Linked DNA regions of Homo sapiens: region 2 is linked to region 1. A link is an interaction called in ENCODE POLR2A ChIA-PET data of the cell type or tissue named here. Cell type or tissue: PC-3. All regions are shown on one strand. Each heading gives the region's core, and the rest is flanking DNA. Links, peaks and the distances in the headings are about the cores only. Region 1 overlaps BTBD9 (BTB domain containing 9). Region 2 overlaps BTBD9 (BTB domain containing 9).

Region 1 (2,923 bases), core at 240-2,739:
CTCTATGTGGTACATGACTTACCATTAAAAAAGAGAACATTAATGAGAAAAATAATAGCAACATCTCCACCAGTATATAAAGGTGAAAATCCTAACTACCAACTATAAATTCTTATAAACAAAAGATAATTAATCAATTTAATATGTAACTGTGTGATAAATCTTTTGAAGAATGGTGAGAAGCCAGAAAAATAAAGCAACATTTTATGTATTTTTTTTTTGTAGCAGCTAGAGGAAAAAATGGCTCATTAAGTTTTTCAGTGCAATTCTTTTGATCACTGGCCACTCAGTATAGTTTTCTTGATCCAGGTCTTCAAAGCTGGGATCACAAGTTTTAATTCAAACGTTTTCAGCTGAACATTAATAACGCTGGCTTTCCTAACTGCTAAACAGCTGTAATTAAACCAAACTGGTGTGGGTCATAGGACCAAAGGCTAAATGGGCAGTTGCTTTTTTTTTTTCCCTGCGATCACCTATACTGAACAGGAGGCCCAGGCAAAGGCTCTGCAAAGGGAGGGTTTGCAGTTCTCCCCACTGCTGCAGAAGATGTGAGGATGTTGTTTCTGTCTCATGAATACTCCCCAGAACTGCAGAGTAGCTTCCCTTCTTCCACATTTGTTTGGTTGAGGGAACATCAGACAGGAAAAGCATTCCCTCTTTGGAATGTATTCTGCAAGAATTGCCTTTCTAGAAATAACCCTCCCAGGTGCCGACATGAATATTCACCAGAGTGTACTGGGCACAGAGGCCAGTCTCCGTGCCATGTACACTAATCCTTCAAAATGTATTCCAGGCAAGCTACCAGGGTAAACCGTACAGAAACCAGGCTTTCCGGTGATAGACACTGGATGACTGAGAGAAGGAAATCTGAGTGATGGAAGCAGAGATGAATAAATCACTCCTATCTAGCTAAGGCCCTGCTGCAGCTAGACCTTGCGACATTGACTCAAGCACAGCATGAGGCTTCATTAGAATATTGCACTCTGCAAATTAAACTGTTTCTTTTGTTCAGCCGGCTCACTCTTCCTCATCAAGAACAAACATTTATGTCCTCTATGCCTTATAATCCTTTTTGCTGGACCCCTTTTAACTTTCTTCTTATTTTGGCTGATAGGACCTACATGGGCATCCTGAGAACACGGTCCTCGTGCCATGCAGCCATCCAATGCACATGCAAGCTTACCCCCCACCCCCCACTACCCCTCTGCATCACTGCCCTGACTCCCATTCAGGAAGGTAGAGACAAAAAAGATCAGGAATTTTCACAAGCCAGGAAAGAAATCATGCCAAAGGTGGGTGAGATCTCAGATTTCTCAGGATCCTCCCACTCTGGCACTGAATCCCCAAGAGCCAGCATTGATATTCCTGTGGTGGGGCAGAAGAGGACCCCAGCCTATCTGAGTCACACATGAGAGTGTTTGGGTGTCAGGGGCTGGGAAATATCCCTGAGGTAACCTCCAAGGCGCTGGTGCTGGAACTGTGTACAAAGGATACATATGAATAGCCTGGGGGAAATGAGGAGCTTGGAGGCTCCTAGCAGCCAAAAGGAAGAGGTAGCATGAGCAGGTAAAAGGAAAACAGTGAAGTTACTAGTTATTTCCTTAGCCTATTAGGACCACAAAGGGTTGCAATGACTCTCCTTGGGCCTCTGATGGACACAAGGCTACTGTCCACAATTCCTTGGAATGTGTAATGAATAGCAGTAGTTTCAGATGGGAGGCAGGAGTCCCAACTCTGACTCTGTCTTGCTTCACAACTGTATCCTCTCAGATTTATAATCTGGGAAGTGGGTGGTAGGGGGATAGGGGAAAGGAGGGAGATGGATTTTAATGTACGTGATTTCTGATTCCTTTTTCAAGTCTATTTTTCCCTTTTAATTACAAAGCGATATATGATAAATCTTTGGCACTTTTATAAAGTATCCATTATAAAGAGGCATTATACAACTTGCAAAGAAATATAAACCAATATTTAAAAAAATATTCTTTAGCAGCAGAATCTCTTTTACAAACAACATCTTGGCAGAATCTCAGTATCTAAAACAGATTAAAGTAGAAATGCTCTTCTGAGGTCAGAGTTGGGGAATGAAGCCTCATCCACCAGGACTTCCTGTTGGCCCCTCCTTGTGGCAGCCCACAAGGCTCATTCAATAACAAAACACAGTAGGAAAAACCCAGTGGTCATGGTATTATATATTGTCCCCAAACTAAATGCTGATTTTAATATTCCTATCTTTCAATAACAGGATTATTATTATTATTCACATTTTTTTGAAACCATGAGGGGCAAATGAACTTCCCTAACACTTCACTTTTACCTGTATGGGCCAGAAATGTTAGTGAGGAAAGGAACTGAATGGATTAGGCATTGGTAAGCCATGGCCTGTGGATGCCTATTTTTGTAAATAAAGTTTTATTGGAACACAGCCATGCCCCTCAGCAGGGTCGAATAGTTGCACCACAGAGACTGTATGGCCTGCAAAACCTAAAATATCTACTACTTGTCCTTTTATGGAAAAACTTTACCAACCCCAGGCATAGACAGAAAACTAAAGCTGTTCTATTTGAGCAGTAAAGAGTTATGGCGCCAAGGTAAGAAATAAAGATACAGTTTAAACTAAGGCTGAGCTTAGCCTAGAAATGTCTAAAGTCTCTTTCTTCTGTTGTTTCAAGAGATTTTAATGCAGCAAATTCTACATGGAGCTTTTAGATTGTGCTGTAGTCACAATCTCATTTTTGTTACTGTGACAACTGCAGTGGCAATTCTTGGCTTGCCTTTCACCCTAAATTTCTGGTATTTCTCCTAAAAGAACTACAAAGAAAATGTGGGGGGAGGGGGGGAAGCAGCAGCAGCAGCAGCTCCAATTAAAAATGAAAACCATTTCCATTCCCAAACCCTCGTTACTCCCTGAACTGATCAAGTG
Region 2 (2,923 bases), core at 331-2,830, 100 kb after region 1:
CAGAGGAGCTGGCACTACAGGTGTGCACCACCACATCCAGCTTTTTTATTTTTTGTAGAGACAGGGTCTCACTATGTTGCCCTGGCTGGTCTCAAACTCCTTGCCTCAAGCGAACCTCCTGCCTCAGCCTCCCAAAGTGCCAAGATTATAGGTGTGAGCCACCACCTCACCCAGCAAAACTTGTTAACATTGGTTTAAAATTCAAGTTTAAAAGTTTATATCATTAAAAATCAAAACTGAAAAAGGATATACAGATATTAAGGCAAGCAACATTTTACTCTGCTTCCATGCCTAGCATCTTTCTGAAAAATCAGCTTTTTAAATATCTACACTCAGCTAGGTGCAGTGGCTCAGGCCTATAATCCCAGCACTTTGGGAGGCCAAGGCAGGCAGATCACTTGAGGTCAGGAGTTCAAGACCAGCCTGGCCAACATGGTGAAACCCATCTCTACTAAAAATACAAAATTAGCCAGGTGTGGTGGCACACGCTTGTAATCCCAGTTACTTGGGAGGCTGAGGCAGGAGAATCGCTTGAAACTGGGAGGTAAAGGTCGCAGTGAGCCGAGACTGTGCCACCGTACTCCAGCCTGGGCGACAGAGTGAGGCCTTGTGTCGAAAAAAAAAAAAAGTATATATATATATGTATATATATGTATATATATATATATATATGTATATAAAATCTGTACTCAAACTATATAAGAGTAAGGAGAGACAGCACCGAAAAGTTACATTCTGTAAACTTCAGAGGTACATTAATATTCAGAAATTTCTAAAGAATCACATTATTTTTAAATCAAATATTTTAACTTATTGTATCCTAATAAAACAACTGTCTCTCTGACACTTCAGCCTCCCACAGTTCTGGGATTAAGGGTGTGAGCCACTGCCCCCAGTTGAGACATCTCTTTTTTAGCATAATCAATAAAATGAACAAACCATTTAATGAAGTGTTTTCAATTTAAAACAAATTATTTGGGGAAAAAAAGTTCTGCATACATTCAGACATTACCCACCTCCCCCAGCTCTTGCACACACACAACAGACACCTTCAGAGACAACTAACCCTGCATAGAAATCAGCACGAAATCAATACCTTTTATGTGGCCCTGAAAGCACTGATAGACCTATGGATACCCCCACTGCATCTTAGAGAAGTATCATTGGCTTTTTTCCTCTGACTATAGTGGCAAGGAATTGGAGTCAGAGTTGGCAGCGACATTTTAGTGATCTTTGGAACACAATGTCCAAAAACAGAAGGCAGTCACTAGGCGTAGCTGAGATGTGATAGCCATCACTCTGGAGATTTGAGGGAGGAAAAAGAAGCTTGCAGTTGTCTTTCATATGTTTCTGTCTTTAAGGCAGGAGTATATACTGAATCATTCTCAATATTCCTTCCATCTATGGAATTCTAAGTCCCTTGATAAAACCAGCGTTGAAGAAGTCAGGAGGCAAGATGTGCCAGGACTAGATAAGTGCCAGGAAAGTTAATGCAAGAAATGCTATTGAGTTGTCCACATGATCTTTTCCTCAGAATGTAAAGTACTGACAATCAATGTAATAATAAAACACAGACTTGGTCAAAGTCATGCTCAAGGTTTATTTGGACAACTAAATTGCTTGTATCTTGCTTTTTATTAGCATCAAATATTTTTTTCTTCTGTCCCTGCCCCCAGCGTCAAATATTTACTAAGCAATCATAAAATGCATGCTATTGTGTGAGGGGCTTGGCATTAAGAAGTCTTAGTGTGAGTTAGAAAGTCTGCACCCTGAAGATGCTTACAGTTTTCAGGACCAAATTCTAGTCATTGCATCCATTAACTACAGAGGATGAAAAGTCAGCAAGTATTAAAGTCAGACAGCTGAGTCTGGGAACATCTTCCACATTTTTGTCTATCACTTGCTAACCACAGTATGAAGGGTTACCAGATATTTGAACTCTGACAACAATATCAGATCTTTTCTTGCTCAGAGGAATTTAACTATCTGAATTATTGAATAGATTTCTTCAAAGAAGACAAGGTCTGTGGAAAAGGGCAAGTTGGAAAATCCAGCTATGGTTTGGTTGCGAAGGATAAACACACAAACACTGCATACTGTGCAACATTAATTCTTTTAAAATAGAAGTAGTAGGTTTTGGACATCAGTTTATTACTAAAATAAAAATGTAAATTTGGACTTAACTAAAACTTTCCCAAAGCAATTAACCTTGAGTCTACAAACAAAAGAAAGAAAGAAAAGAAAGAAAGAAAGAAAGAAAGAAAGAAAGAAAGAAAGAAAGAAAGAAGGAAAGAAGGAAAGAAAGAAAGAAAAAACGTGTAGGCATAACTATGACAAGAAAATAAAACTAAGTCTGCTGTCTTATATGTCATGTTCAATATAACCAGAAAGCATACCCAAAATTTAGGAGCAAAAAGCTAACTCCAAATTATCCCTTGCTGCTTAATGAGTACAGGAAGCCACAAAAGAAAAATTGCCCATGTGGCATTTTTTTCCCCCACAAAAGACAGATGTTATACAAAGTAAAGAAAATTTAGGGTAAAAATGTGTGTGAAGAAAGGCTCACAGGGAATGATTTAAGCTCAAATATTGTAAGAGTTCAACACAGACAAGTGGACTAAGGGCCAGCTAAATATGGACCTGCTCGCTACAAATAATGCTGAAGAGTATTCCAAGGATGAAAATTAATTTTAGGGGTAATATATATTAATGTGGTAGGAAACAGGGAATTGAGAAAAAAATACAAATAAAATTAAAAGAAGGAAAATTTATCCTAAATGCTAGAACTTTCTCACAATCTATGTGATCTCAATACCACCTAAGGAGGTTAATGTATAAAATACACACATCTCAAGTGATAAAGGCTTGCATGCAGATAAACATTCAAGTTAAACAAAATGAAAACTGTAATAAAATTATTCTA

The links. Peaks named below come from ENCODE experiments on the same cell type or tissue, not always from the same donor. Only the 100,000 strongest peaks of a DNase experiment are listed, where the experiment ranks them.
Region 2: POLR2A ChIA-PET joins it to region 1 with 5 read pairs; 2 of 35 experiments call an interaction of 5 or more read pairs at or near these places.

What each region holds. Positions count from the first base shown.
Region 1 is chr6:38,269,148-38,272,070 of GRCh38, forward strand. The region is part of intron 8 of BTBD9 (BTB domain containing 9); the gene reads right to left. Among named protein-coding and RNA genes, the nearest start is that of BTBD9-AS1, 210 kb to the right of the region's middle. In PC-3, for the core only: no CTCF peak of the experiment used is centred there; a DNase peak (open chromatin) is centred at 1,424; H3K27ac peaks cover 1,385 bases.
Region 2 is chr6:38,373,655-38,376,577 of GRCh38, forward strand. All of the region lies in intron 6 of BTBD9 (BTB domain containing 9), which reads right to left. Among named protein-coding and RNA genes, the nearest start is that of BTBD9-AS1, 110 kb to the right of the region's middle. In PC-3, for the core only: no CTCF peak of the experiment used is centred there; no DNase peak of the experiment used is centred there.